Regions from separate parts of the Homo sapiens genome. Here region 2 is linked to region 1. A link is a contact called in ENCODE Hi-C or POLR2A ChIA-PET data. All regions are on one chromosome and are shown on one strand. Each heading gives the region's core, a stretch centred on a gene start or an enhancer-like site at or near the end of the contact. The rest is flanking DNA. Distances are from core to core; before and after follow the strand shown. Region 1 overlaps HEY2-AS1 (HEY2 antisense RNA 1). Region 2 has its middle 61 kb from the start of HDDC2.

Region 1 (7,251 bases), core at 2,122-4,621:
TGGCCCCAAGTTCAGGCAGGATGGTGCCAAGGGAGCCCTCCTGCAGGAAGACAGATTAAGGGGCATGTGGACCATTCGGTGGTTGAGTGCAAAATTTAGTGCCTACATTGGGCTCCCAGAGAAATTACTGCCTGGCTGATTTAGACCTGACAACCACACATAAACATGAATACTTAGATTTGCACATACTCCTTTGCACAGTGACTAACTGCATCTGCTTAAATTCAGTGGGGAAGGAAAGAAAGGCAGCAATGGCCATCTCCCCCACCCACCGGGGAGCCTATGTCCTGGCAAGATAAGCTCTCAGCCTGTCTGGTTTGAGCTAGGCTCATTCTTTCCCCCATATGATTTCTATTTGAGGTCCCCCAAAATTCAGATGACCTCACTGGGATATGAATCAGCAGCCTGAAAACTTTCCCTTTTTGGTATAATGATAAAATGCAGTTGTTAAGCGAGATGGAATATCTAGCATAAGTCACTTCAAAAAAGAAAACTCTATATTTCTTTGAACTGATAAAAGTACCACTAGTTATCACAAAGGCAGAATTGTAAGTAATGAATTACTACCTTCTTTTTTTTTTTCTTTTTTTGAGATAGAGTCTTGCTCTGTCACCCAGGCTGGAGCATGGTGGTGCAATCTCGGCTCACTGCAACCTCCGCCTCCCTGGTTCAAACGAGTCTCCTGCCTCAGCCTCCCGAGTAGCTGGGATTACAGGCATGAGCCACTGCACCCAGCATGAATTACTACCTTCTTACTTCTATGAGCTCCTTCCATCTTCCCTTTAAGACAGAAAAGCACCAGTATGTGCTGAGGGTTGAGATGAAACTGAGCACCTCAATGTGCTGAGGGTTGAGATGAAATGTTGCGCTGTCATATGTGGAGTACTGGAGTTTATATAAATGTTCATACATTTGGTCTTTGATATTGGAAACTGTTGGAGCTCAGAACACAATATTACAAAGTATGACGCCTTGATATGGCGAATATTTTGAACTGAAGGAAATTGGAGGGGTTTCAGAAGGAAGTTCTCTGTGATCTCCTGCCCTTCTGTCTCTCACCCCTTTTTCTCCCCCAAAGTGAGTAGTAGAAACCAGATTTTTTTTTCCTCCAAGGTGGGTCACAGAAACTATAACCCCTCTCCCCAAAACCAGCCATAAAACCTAGACATATTACCCTAACTTCTCCCCACCTTTCTGTGTTAGAGCTGGCCATAAAGAAACTCTCTGACCTATCAGGTCATTAAGAGCCTGGTTCCAGCAGGGTCCTGCTCCATACCCAGGAGGAAGGAATGCTGCACAGAGAGGCCAGGAATTACCTGAAGAGACAGGCCTTGTTGGTTTCCTCCCTTCATTCTATTATCCTTAGATCATACCTTTTTGGTCCAATCACATTTCTACAAGACTGTCCCTTCTTTATTGAACTGAAGCATAAAAACAATTTCCTCTAGGTCTTCGCATCTTCTCTTCTGAAGGCTCTCATGTCATGTAAAACTTTTATTAAATAAATGCATTATGCTTTTTTCTTGTTTACCTGTCTTTTGTTATAGGAGTGTTGGTCGTGATCCTGTGATGGATGAGAAAATATATTCCACCTTTCTGTTCTGCCAAAACAAAGAATAATTTGAAGCTCAGGAGACTGTTTTTCTTGTGACTGGTGAGCAGGCAGCCCTTTAGCTCTATCTGCTCAGGACCCACGTGTGTATACCTGAGACTGGTTCAGAAGGGCACAGCATCATCAGGACAGGGGTCTCTGGGCTGCCAGCTTTCAATGGGCAGGCGATCCATGAGTGGCTCTTATCAGGACAGGATTGCGTTCTGAAAACCTCAGGGCCTAGCAGTGTCTGACTCAATGTAGGTGCTCACTAAATGTTTATTGAGTGACTAATGAGTGGAGAAGCTGGCTAAGGTCATGACTACACATCACTAAACATTTAAAAGAAAGAACAAAATACAGAAATGTGATGAACAATTTCCTATTCAGATACCTGGAGAGTTAACATTTTAAAGACTACATGATCTGAAAGACTACTTCTGGTGCCCAAATCCTGCAACTGTTTTTGAAATGGTAGACTGCGTTTTCTTCTTCTGAGAGATATTTAAGCATTTTGTGGTCATTCTTCGAGAGACCTGGGGAAGTACCAAGGCCTGAGAAGACGGCAGAAAGTTTCTTATTGGTAGAATTTGAACAGCAGGAGCAGCTGAATGTGTTTTTCTCCTGATACAACAGGGCTTTCTTGAGTTAAAAACTTGTTTTGAAGTGATCATAGACAACACATGTGATGAGAATGCTTTGTGTGTGTGTGTGCTACAGGGGTGGAAGAGGTTGTGGCATCATATGTGTGGAGTGCTACATGAAAGAAGTTTCAGATCACAGGTCCCGGTGCCTAGGGACATCCATTGTGGGCATGGACCTCAAGCCAAGGTACAGCACAGAGTACATGGCCTCTGCCCATGAGCAACATGTGCAGCCTCCAGCAACGTGCCACCCAGGTCATTGCACTTTATCACACTCCAAAATCGTGACCTCATAGGGCTGAGAGCTTTGACATTTGGTCAAGCGTACCTTTCTGGTCATTTGAAACTATGTCAGGTAAACAAAATATAACTTCTTCATTATCACTGGTGTTGTGGAGAGGACAAATGGGCAGGCAGGGAAGATCTCTATAAAGACTTAAAAACCCATAAGCCATTTTGGACATCAAACATCAGTTGCAAAGTACCACTTTGATGAGTTAAGAGTAAGTGAATGAGAACCAGATGGATTAAATTCCCCTTGAAATACACATTGGATTAAAAATTAAGAGAAGTCGTGCTAGATATATCGCATTGTTTCAACCACTAGCCAAAGTATTTAAAACAAAAGAGATATTTGACAATTTAGTGACAGTTCGCCCATCTCTAGATTCTGAATTTGAATTTGGCTGCATGAGTAGTTGGAGAGAAAGTTTTATGTACATGAAATAGAAAAATATTTCTTGGAATACCTACAGTAGACCAGAGGAAAAAAATACCTTCAATATGTATTTTATTTACTTGCTTAGGTAAATAAGTGAACATAAAATTCCACAGAAAATGTTTATCAAGTTACAAGTGGGTAGAAACGAACAGTTGCATGTGTGTACATATGAACTGGCCCAGGCACTTAATTAAAGATGCTTGATCATGTTTGACAGATCTTAATAGGTACTTAAAATGCGAACACACACACAAAGACATTTACACATCTGTGTGGCGCGTCCTGACCCTGACATGTTGATCAGCCCTTCAGAGAGTTGCTTTTCTTAGTGATTACTCACTGACATGTGACCCTCCACACAGGCTGCCTGTCCCGCTGTGACAGCAGGCAGGCCTGAGCTGCAGGCACTTGGAGAACAAGATCCCGGCATCTCAGTGCCCTCTGGCTTCCATGCATAAGCTGCTGAGTAAACAAAGGGACACGAATTTTATGCCGAATAGCTCAGTGGTGTTCCTGCAACAGGGTTTGCTCTGTTTATTTACTCGCAGTTCTGCAGAACTCCCTTGGGCATGTTTGAGGCGGAGGCTCTGGATGCCCAGACAGTCTGTCTAGAGGTAGGAATGGCTTCATGAAACACTATCACCCTCACTTGGGTCTTCTCTATGTCCTTGAAAGTGCTGTTCAGTCCTTTTCCTCAGAGGGTGTGTGCCAAGACAAATGTTCTAAGTGCAAGTTGTGAACCATCCAGATTTGTATTGAATTCACAGCTCACCATTTGCTATCTGAACTAGAAAAAGTGACTCATTTTTTGAACCTCAGTTTCCTCATCTAGGAAATGAGCTTAGCAATATGTCCTCACAGGTTAGTGGTGAGAGAACATGTGAAAAGTGCCTGGGATGTGGTCCTGCTCCAGACATGGATGCCATCCATTTTATTAAGTGGAATAATCTTTTTTTCCTTTGGTCAACAAACATGGTTGGCCAAAGTGAGTGAAGCAACCTCACTGTCATATCCTCTCTTTGGTCACTGAGACCAACATGGTAAATCCTAAAGTTATACTGAGCACAGCCCCTAGAGTCACATAGTTTTGACATCCCATCAACATTTCACTGGTTGCATGAGAACGTTTGCAGTCTCCCAGCACTCTTGAGGTTCACAGTCCAGGTCAGATGAAATTCACTGAGTCATTAAAAGGGGAAGTAAGAATAGGTTACCAATTTTTAGATTTAATTTTTTGATGATTCTTGTTTTATTAGCCCCATATATAAAATATAAATTTTTACATGGATATGACACTAAAAGCACACTGAAGGAAAAAAATAAATTGAACTACCTCAAAATTTAAAACTTCTGTGCATCAAAAGACACAAATCACATAAATGTGTATAAACACTATCCGTCAACTAAAAATAAAAAAAGGAGCTGGGCGCAGTGGCTCACGCCTATAATCCCAACACTTTGGGAGGCCAAGGTGGGCAGATCACCTGAGGTCAAGGAGTTCGAAACCAGCGTGGCCAACATGGCGAAACCCTGTCTCTACTAAAAATACAAAAATTATCTGGGCGCAGTTGTGGGCACCTGTAATTCCAGCTACTCGGAAGGCTGAGGCAGGAGAATGGCTTGAACATGGGAGGCGGAGGTTGCAGTAAGCAGAGATTGCACCATTGCACTCCAGCCTGGGCGACAGAGCGAGACTCCGTCTCAAAAAAAAAAAAAAAAGGAAAAAAAAAAGACACAATCAACTGTGTGAAAAGGCAACCCACAGAATGGGAGAAAATTTGCAAATCATATATATATCTCTGATAAGGAGTTAATATCCAAAATATATAAAGAATTCCTACAACTCAGCAACAAAGCTAGCAACTGAATTAAAAAGTGGTAAATGACTTGAAAAGACATGTTCCCAGAGAAGATATACAAATAAACATATAAAAATATGCTTAACATCATTAATCATTAGAGAAATGCAAATCAGAACACAATGAGATATCACTTCACACCCATTAGGATGGTTATCAAAAAACAGAAAATAACAAGTGTTAGGATGTGGAGAAACTGCAACCCTTGTACACTGTTGATGGGCATGTAAAAACGTGTAATGGCTATGGAAAACAGTATGGTAGTTTCTCAAAAAATTAAAAAGGGAATTACCAGTAATTCCACTTCTGGGTAGGTACCAAAAATAATTAAAAGTGGGGTCTGGAAGCTATTTTTACAACCATGTTCATAACAGCATTATTCATAATAGCTAACAAGTATCCATGGACAGATGAATGGATAAACAAAATATGGTATATGCATACAATGGAATATTATCCAGCTTTGAAAAGGAAGGAAATTCCTACACATGCTACAACACGGATGAACTTTGAGGACATTATGATAAATGCAATCAGCTAGTCACAAAAGGACAAATACTGTATGATTCCACCAATATGAGGCCCCTAGAGTGGTCAAATTCGCAGAGACAGAAAGGAGAATGGTAGTTGCCAGGAACTGGGGGAGAAGGGGGAATAGGAAGTCATTGTTTAATGGGTATACAGTTTTAGTTTTGCAAGATAAAAGAGTCCTGGAGATTGGGTGCAAAATAATGTAAATGTATTTAACACTACTGAACTGTACACTTAAAAAGATCAAGATGGTAAATTTCATGTTATATGTATTTTACCCAATTTAAAAAATCAGTTTATACAAGAGAGATTCTAGTGCCCTCATGGAAGTGTCTTTGCTAAAAAGCGATGAACCTCAAAAAATATGAATACTCAGAAAAAAATATGAATACTCAACCTTAAGAAAAAGCATTGAAAGTAATGTTAAATACCTGTTTTCAATGTGTTTCCAACATGTTGATATGGCAAGAAGTGAATCCAGTTCAGAAATAGAAATTAATAGAGTTGAAATGTTGCACATTAGAGGGAAAGGGAACCGGCGGTATGGTTTACATTTGTTACCTTAAACCATCATATTTCCATCAGTAAGCATTACTTTTAGGCTATAGATGTGACTACTAAGCCTCTAGGAGGTAAGAGCACTTGTTCAAAGTCATACAGGTGATAAGTTGTGGAAACAGGATTTGGACCCATTGCTGGAATGCATTGTTAGTAAGGAGAGAAGTGAGCCTGGTTAGAGCGCAGTACAGTCATGGATAACAAAGGCTGGAATTTATGAACATATTAGGAATGTAACTGAAAGATAAGCAACTGTGACTTGCTGTTAGGGAGACCAAATATATAAACCCTAGTGCCAGTTTATCAGGAGTCATCCATGAGGTGCTCTGAGACATGATCAGTGTGTACCATAAGTCACCTACTGCAAACCTACTGCAAATATCAACCAGCTGGAGCTGGTTGGATGAGAAGCCAGTGTTTCTGGATAAAAAATTAGGCTTCATGTTTTCCATTTAAGTCTCCACACCTGTCCTCAAAATCACATTAATCCAGGTGTAATTGAATATGAATTTATAAAAGTACATGGGAAATGAGATTTTATGTCTAATTAGATATTTTTCACAGTTTGGAATGGTTAGTGAAGTTGAATGAGAAGCCAGTGTTTCAGTGTTTCCTGCCAGGAACCTCAATTTTCTAAGCCAAAATATGTTTGGCATTTTAACCCACGTTGATATTACCTGGAGCTCTGGTCTTCCAGCATCTCGGTCCAGCTGAGCCTCTCAAGCTGGGTCCACCAATTCTCCTGGGACTTGGTCAAACTCAGATAACTAGGGATAATGGTCAAGATGTAGGCTGTGGAGCCAGATTGTCTGGGTTCTGATTCTGTGTCTGACACTAGCTGTGTGACTCAGGGCAAGTTTCTTAACCTCCCCATGTATACTTCTTCATCTATAAAACGGTGATAATAAGAGCATCTTTCTCACAAATGATTTGAGGATTAAATAAATCATGGTATATAGAGTGCTAAAACAGCTTCTACCTAGCACATAACAAACCCTGGATGAGTGCAAAATATTATTTTATACCAATTGTTAGAGATATATCACATGTCAGGCATGCCTCCTAGGAAAAGCATTGTTCTTTGATATTGCCAAAGAACAAATGCATGTATATCACCAGAACAAATACATTTAACATGTAACATATAAATTATGCAACTTGTAACACATATCAAATTCTATACCTTAAGCAAACAAAGCAAAGCGAAAACCATAGTATATGGAAAATTTTTAAACATGCTTACACACAAAAGCATATACTTAAATCTTCAATGAAACTGCAATGTTCCATTAGTTTTCTTCAGCATTTCTGAATCTGTGCTTGACTTATAGATCAACTTCTCTCTCA
Region 2 (7,251 bases), core at 1,425-3,924, 220 kb after region 1:
AAATAAAAGAAAAAGAAAAGGGAGTAGTAGTTCTATATCCCTATGTTCTGTCTCTCCTTCTCATGAAGTTTATATTAGTCCATTTTCACATTGCTATGAAGAACACCACATGAGATGGGGTAAATTATAAAGAAAGGGAGTTTAATTTACTCACAGTTCTGCATGGCCGGGGAGGCCTCAGAAAACTTACAATCATGGTGGAAGGGGAAGCAGGTACGTCTTACATGGTGGCAGGAGAGAGAGAGCGAGTATAAAGGAGGAACTGTCAAACACTTATAAAACCATCAAATCTTGTGAGAATTCACTATCACAAGAATAGCATGGAGGAAACCACCTCCATGATCCAGTCACCTCCCACCTGGCCCCTCCCTTAACACCTGGAGATGGTAATTGGAGATGAGATTCTGGTGGGGACACAGAGCTAAACCATATTAAAGTTGTACATGGGGAGTCCTTTTCAAATAACCGTCTTCAGAAGACGCATCTGAGGAGAATGCAGTGGTTACACCGTGCTCCTTTGAATGTCTTTTACCTTTGGTCCCTTTCTTCCCTTTCATCTTCAGTGGTCATCCTAAAGAACTTCAATGTGGTTGTCCTTTTATCCCCTTCTTGATTGTCTGGTTCTCTCTACTGACTCTGTCGTTCCTTACCAGGTGGGACTATTTACCTTACACTAAGATATTTGTTTCTTTCGCGTCCACTGAAATTTGATAGGTTTGCACTCTCCATTCTAAAAACTTTTTTTTTTTTGCCAAAGAATCTTTTCTAGCCTTTTTTTTTCACCAAAGCATCTTTTCTAGCCTTTTTTTTTTTCCTTAAATCTTTTGTATTTAAACTTCAGCCAACATAACGCTATTTCGCCCTCCCCTGTCCCTGGCAGCCACCATTGTACTCTCTGTCTCTGCGAGTTTAATGTTTTTAGATTCCACATATGAGTGAGATCATGCAGTATTTGTCTTCTGTGCCTGGCTTATTTCACTTAGCATAATGTCCACCAGCTTCACCCACGTGACCTATTCTAATACATGTCTCCTCCACAGTTATATTTTTCTGACTAAAACAATCAAAAGTCTCACTCATCCGATTTACATTTTGCAGCATTTCTTTAGTTTCTTCTGGCAACAGTTTGATTTCTGAATAGTCTGGACACAGACAGTTTTTTATCTGCGACCTACTTATAATAATAGTATTGCAAAATCAAGCCAGAAGTTCTCTTCTTTTTTTTCCAGAAAAACTTTCCTAAGCCATCATCTATTACTCTTCTCTTAAAACTGACCTCATAGGCTCTTTTCTGGCCATGGAAATGTCTCTCAGAATTACAGCAAGTGCCAGTATAACCAAAGTTTCTAGTTGTTATCCATGTATAGTTGTCACCTACCTCTTTTTTAGGTCTCACTTGTATTTTGTAGAGTAGTGGAGTTTATTTTTCCTTTTGTAGCACTAAATGAAGCCATATTTCTCTTTGCTCATCTCATTTTCTTTCCAGGGATTTTAGAGAAATCAACTTGTTCAGTAGCAGCCATTATTCAGCACCAGCTGTATGCAAGGCACAGTTCTCTGTGTTGAGAATAAGATGTACAGCATAGTCTTGCCTTCTAGAAAATTATAACCTAGCTGAAGAATCAGATCCTGAATAAGCCATGTGATACGAATAGAATACTGAATTGGAAATTCAGACTCCTGGGAACCATTTCGTTCATACGTTCTGTCCCTAACCTAATTTTGAAAATTTGATGAAGGTTTTCTTGTATGTTCTGTGGAATCTAATCACCACCCCAGTAACAAGGATTTTTGAGACTGACTTGGGTTCAGGAGAATTACAGTGCACCTGAGGGGTCTGGCAACCAGATTACAGTAGGACTGTGCTTAAAAGGATAAATAATCTTAAATGAACTGCCAATGATCAATTGAATTATTATATATGTCTTGTTTATTTTACTAGCTCCTGAAGGAACGTTTATAGTTTACTTATTAGTAGTAAATATATGTGTATGTGAAAGAATCCTATGAAAATATATACGAATATGTATATTGTGTGTATGCTTATATTCACGTTGAAAAGTAATTAACAGGATTTTGTTCTTTAAAATGAATCGTTCAAAACACTAGCCTTCTCCCAGGGGTGGGAGTCACTGATATTTTGCCAAATGGCCCCTGGTTTATGTCGCAGAGGGCATCTGAGTATTGACGAAAAGGGGAAATTGAGCATAAGGGCAGTCAAAGGGGACTGCCTGAGGTTAGAGAGCAGGTGAGGGTCAGAGCCAGGAATAGCCGACAGCAGGATTCCTGAGCGATAATCAGGCAGCCTGACCTCCTGCAGGGTCGCCCTTGGAGACAATGGCAGGCGAGTTTATCAGTCCTCATGCCCTCCAGCCTCTCCTGAAAGAGGGGCTGTGGGCGGCTGGAGGAGGGCAGGACCCAAGGCCTGGAGTTGCGTGAAGGCGGTGGCTGCATTTCTGCCTGGGCATCCCCACCCCCTGGGTGTAGTCAGCAGCAAAAGTCAGCCCTGGCTGTTCCTACGCCTTGACTGCGTACGTCTTTGCAAGAATCGTCCAGGGGCCCTGTTGCTGGCTCTTTGCCTAAGAGCAGTGGGAGGTGCACAAGCCAGCCTGGTGGGAAGACAGGACAGACGTGCGCCTCCCTTTCAGCGCTCGCTGCCCTATCAGTCACTGTGTGACAGACGCATTGTTCTCCCGAGAGGCCGGCAGCTGGACCGGGCGCGCCGGCCACCCACACTCTCCTTCCCGCAGTCGGTGCGAGGGGCTGCGCATCCCCCCGCGGCACAGCCAGGAGGGGGCCTCGGCTAGGTCCCGGGCGCTCCCTGAACGTTTAACAACGCCTGCTAGGAGTGTTTGTCGGTGACGTGAATGAACGAAGCTGGCTGGCTGTGCGGGGAGGCCTTTATTTTTCTTGCCGTGAGGCGGGAGCCTGGGAGCCGTCCCGTGGGACCGGAAAGCAGCAAGAATGTCTGCAGGAGGGAGAAGCGAGTGCAGCCGCAGATAAAGCTCCAGCGCCTGTTAACACTTCTTGGGACTGGGCAGGGCTTGTCCTCTTCTTCTTACCTGGCACGGAAAGACAAAGACAACCCAGTTGGCTTTGGAAGGTTCATGTTACCTCGTTTGTCACTTTGCACGGAAACAATTGGCCTCACAGCAATGGAATCTGCAGTTTCCTCCAGGCAGGAGCTTCTCAGTGTGACTCATGCTCACTTTTCCCGGGAGGGAAGGACCCCGAGTGAAGGAAATTTAATTAACTTTGTAAAAAATGGACGCTTAAATTACATTAGGCAAACGCATTTCTAAATGCCTGCCGAAATTTCCTCTTCCGATCACTTAAAATAACACATGTCAAAAACTGAACTGGGTATTTTCTCTCCTCTCGCTGATTTCTCCGCTCAACTTACTAACAAAAATATTACCATAGTCATCCGGATTTGCAGATCTGAGGTCCTCTTGCCTTTGCTCTCTACCCTGCCTGGCACATCCTACCTGCTATGAAATCCCTTCCGTTACTTCTTCACACCATTTTTCACAGTGGTCTTTTCCTTTGTGTTTTCATGGACACTGTCCTAGCTCAGGCAACGATCTTTCTTCCCCTCACATACAGTTGCAACGGAGAAGTCTGTTTTCTCTGGGTCCCCAAGGCCTCCTGCCCTCCAGTCCAGGGGACATGTTGCTGCCATCTTGTCATAAGCTGATCATCTCAATGATATGGCATGATTTTCTATTCTCTATAGCAAGATGTGCACCTCCTTCGTCTGACATTGAAGGTTCTGCAACATCTTTATTGACCAACTTTACTTGCCTTTTCGCTATTCAAACTTCTTGCTTCAGTCAAAATAACTACCAAAAATTCCCTGAAAATGCCTCATCATTTTTCTGCCTTTGTGCCATGTGATTCATAAGACACTTTTCACCTGTCTATTGAAATTGTATCCATCCTTCGAAGTCCAGGCCAAGTGTCCCTTTAACTATGAATATATTCCCAGTCTCTCAGAGAAAAAGTTACATTTCTTCCCTAGAAATACCTAACACTTGCTTACATGAGTTAGGTATTTCTAGGGAAATTATTTCACATAGTTAATAATTTGTCCATATATCTTATCTGTCCACATCTCCTCTGACATACCCTGAAAAAGGTGGATGAAATGATTAGCTGCTTGCTTAATTGATGCAGCCTTGAAAATACTCATAAAGTGCCCATGAAATGCCCAATAATGTTTGAAACTATTTGTTTATGAATGAGGTACTTAAAGCAAACTAGGGCACATTTTAAAGTGTCAAAGTAATAATCACATCTGTTCCCCAGCTCCTCTCAGTGTTTTCCTTGGCTTTCTTCCTGCCACACCTACTTTTGACCAAGGGCATGCATTTGCGTAGTCCGTAGCCATGGAAGGACTAAGGAGATCAGCTAATATTGGAATACTGGGCTTAGTGGTGCTAGGCAGAAGACAAATGAACCAACCAAACACAAGTAACAAGGGTTTATGGTATGGTCTATAAGCAAAAACATTTAAATCTCAAAGTAGAACCATTTAAGAATACTGAAAAACCTCTTCAGCGATTAGATTTTATTTAATACAAGCAAAGTAAAAAACACGAATGCCTCAATATGAAATGGCTGAAAAAAATTTCCAAAGATTGATGTTCTCCCAGAAATGATTTTTTGAGCTTAATTTGCTTACCTGAACTTTGAGATAAGACAAAATCTAAAGGTCTCTCTTCAAAATGTGTTGTAACCAGAAAGCTCTGCAAACCCATGTGGAACTAAATAGTAGTATTTCTGAGGTTAGGCTGTCTGTGTGCTTTCTGGGCTAGAAGGTCAAACTTGAGTGATATGTGAAGGAGAGAGGAAGAAGCAGTATTGCGCAGTGGTCACAGTGATAACCGTGGTCTCAGGGTCAAAGGCGATGGGAATGCTGCATAGAGAGGGGAGCTGTAAGTAAGGCTTTGCAGAAGAGGAATGAGTGGTTTGACTAAAACAAATAGAGAAATATGCTCTGAGGGCATATCAGGTAGGTTTGCACTGCTAGAGATGAAGGCATGGCCTTGGGTGTGGGAAGAGATAAGAGAAATTAAGTAGAGTGGAGTCTTTGAAAAATATTAGAATGGACACTTGGTTATTTTAATTTTACTGGAGCAGTAAGTAATAATAAAGCTTTCTGTAAAAAGACCTAATCACATTCAGCCACAGTACAGGCCCCATCCATTGATGAGCATTACCAAAAGTGTATGAAGAGATAGGTGAACTAAACAGATATGCTAAAATTTAAGGAGATACCCCTGTTCTTTGGAAACATGGAATTTTGTTTGAAGCTTTTATTAGAAAAAAATCCAATTTCAGTAAAATCAAATGTCAGAGCATTATAGAAAATATCTTCATTTTATGCCCCAGGATTGCTGCTGTTAACAGGTGCGGGTACCTCCAAAGAGTTCTTCTGCATAAGCAAAGATATATATGTCTATACCATTTGCATGCAAATAGAATCATGCTACCCATACTTCTCTGAAACTTGCTTTCATGCTTTTAAAATATGAGAACAACTTTGTAAACTTATACATAACAAATTTGCTGTCATTAAAGAAATGATAAAATGAAATTGTATTGAATGAATACACTATAGTTCATTTAATTGCAGATTAAGGTGGTACTTTTCTAGGTTTTGCTTTCCCACGTTAGGAAAACAATTACGATTTGTATGTTCTTTTCAGTAATATCCATCAAAAACTACAATAAAAATAGGGCTTCATTCCTCTTAGAGGTTTTATTTTTTTCTTTCTTGAATAAAAAATAAAAAGAATATAAAAATACATTTGAAGAACAATTTAGACTAGTGCTAAGCAGGTAAACATCAGTAGACATAAATAAGTTTATAATTTTTTAAAGCTAATTGACTTAGGAAAAGCTGATTTAAAAGTGGTAAGACCACTCCAGGATACACAAACATTCAAAATGTGTGAACTAATGGTGAGAAATTGTCATTTTTAACCAGTGAGTTTTCAAACAATTTACTGGGAGGCACAGACAAAATTTGAAAGAAACTTATAAAAACCTAATTATATAAGCTAAGCAGATGTAGCTGTCTGAAAATTAGTAGTGCTTTGCTTTATCAAAATTCTTTAAAAAGCATGGAAGATTAAGAACTGTCCCAGCAGTCACAAAAATGATCAAAACACCCTATAATTTTTATTAATAACACAAGATCAACATAATACTTACTGGGGAAAATTATAAGTATGTGGAAAAACAGAAATTAGAATTATTAAATTTGACTAGCTTATCAGTTTACCAGCTGTGAAGTATCTCCTCGAGTCAGAATATCTCAGTGCGGTTACCACATGTACTGATTACAACTGGTACAGAGAAAACCTGACATACATCCCACTTACTAGTGTTCTGGAGTAACAAACCAGATGGTGAGCATAGTTGATATCTCAGTTGTCCCAAAAGATGTAAATGTACAACCTGGTACTGCTAGAATAGGAGATAGGGGTGTGTACCATAAGGAAGCAAGGAGAGAGATATGATAAATTGATTCTTCTTCTTTTTATTTTTTATCTTCTTCTTTTTCTCCCCCTCCTGTTCTCCCTCCCTCTTCTCCCTCTCTCTTCTCCTCTTTCTCCTCCTCTTCCTCCTTCTACTCCTCCTTCTTCTTCTTCTTCCTCTTCTTTCTCTCACCCCCTCTCTCTCTCCCTTTGGAGAATAAGAGTATATATGAATTGTTCACTGCTTTTTTTTTTCTTTTGAGTCAGAGTCTCTGTCTGTCACCCAGGTTGGAGTGCAGTGGCACGATCTTGGCTTGCTGTAGCCTCTGCCTCCTGGGTTCAGTGATTCTCCTACCTCAGCCTCCCAAGTAGCTGGGATTACAGGTCTATGCCACCATGCCTGGCTAATTTTTGTTTTTTTAGTAGAGACGGGGTTTCACCATGTTGGCCAGGCTGGTCTTGAACTCCTGACCTCAAGTGATCCACCCCCTCGGCCTCCCAAAGTGCTGGGATTACAGGCATGAGTCATGGGGTGCAGCCTGTTCATGACTATTGATCCTTAAAATTAATAAATCCTTTTCAGCATTTCTTTTAAAAACCGTAACCACTTGTCATGTTAGTCATTACTTTATCCTCATTTTGTTTGGTCTCTACATCTCAGAGTGTCTCCTTACCAAGCCAGCCAAACCTAGAAACTTGGTTTCTTCAATCTGACTCCTATAAGAAATGTTACAATACCACTTCACCCCACCAGGCTGGCTGCAAT

Evidence for each region. Hi-C counts contacts between places; a loop is a spot of excess contacts on that map. ChIA-PET counts read pairs that join two places held with the same protein, here RNA polymerase II (POLR2A). Pooled maps may share reads with other maps.
Region 2: a loop to region 1 is called in a map of heart left ventricle, with 1.8 times the contacts of the local background. The contact joins two enhancer-like sites. A Hi-C loop is called at or near these places in 4 of 168 maps with a recorded cell type or tissue (PC-9, Right ventricle myocardium inferior, endothelial cell of umbilical vein and 1 more) and 6 of 50 pooled maps. POLR2A ChIA-PET finds 5 or more read pairs at or near these places in 1 of 52 experiments (K562).

What each region holds. Positions count from the first base shown.
Region 1 is chr6:125,580,876-125,588,126 of GRCh38, reverse strand. All of the region lies in intron 4 of HEY2-AS1 (HEY2 antisense RNA 1), which reads left to right. Among named protein-coding and RNA genes, the nearest start is that of LINC02523, 90 kb to the left of the region's middle. Within about 2 kb of position 3,371, at least 6 of the 41 ENCODE cell types and tissues checked have a DNase peak (open chromatin) inside an H3K27ac peak, as active enhancers do.
Region 2 is chr6:125,359,099-125,366,349 of GRCh38, reverse strand. No RefSeq gene overlaps it. Among named protein-coding and RNA genes, the nearest start is that of HDDC2, 61 kb to the right of the region's middle. Within about 2 kb of position 2,674, at least 16 of the 41 ENCODE cell types and tissues checked have a DNase peak (open chromatin) inside an H3K27ac peak, as active enhancers do.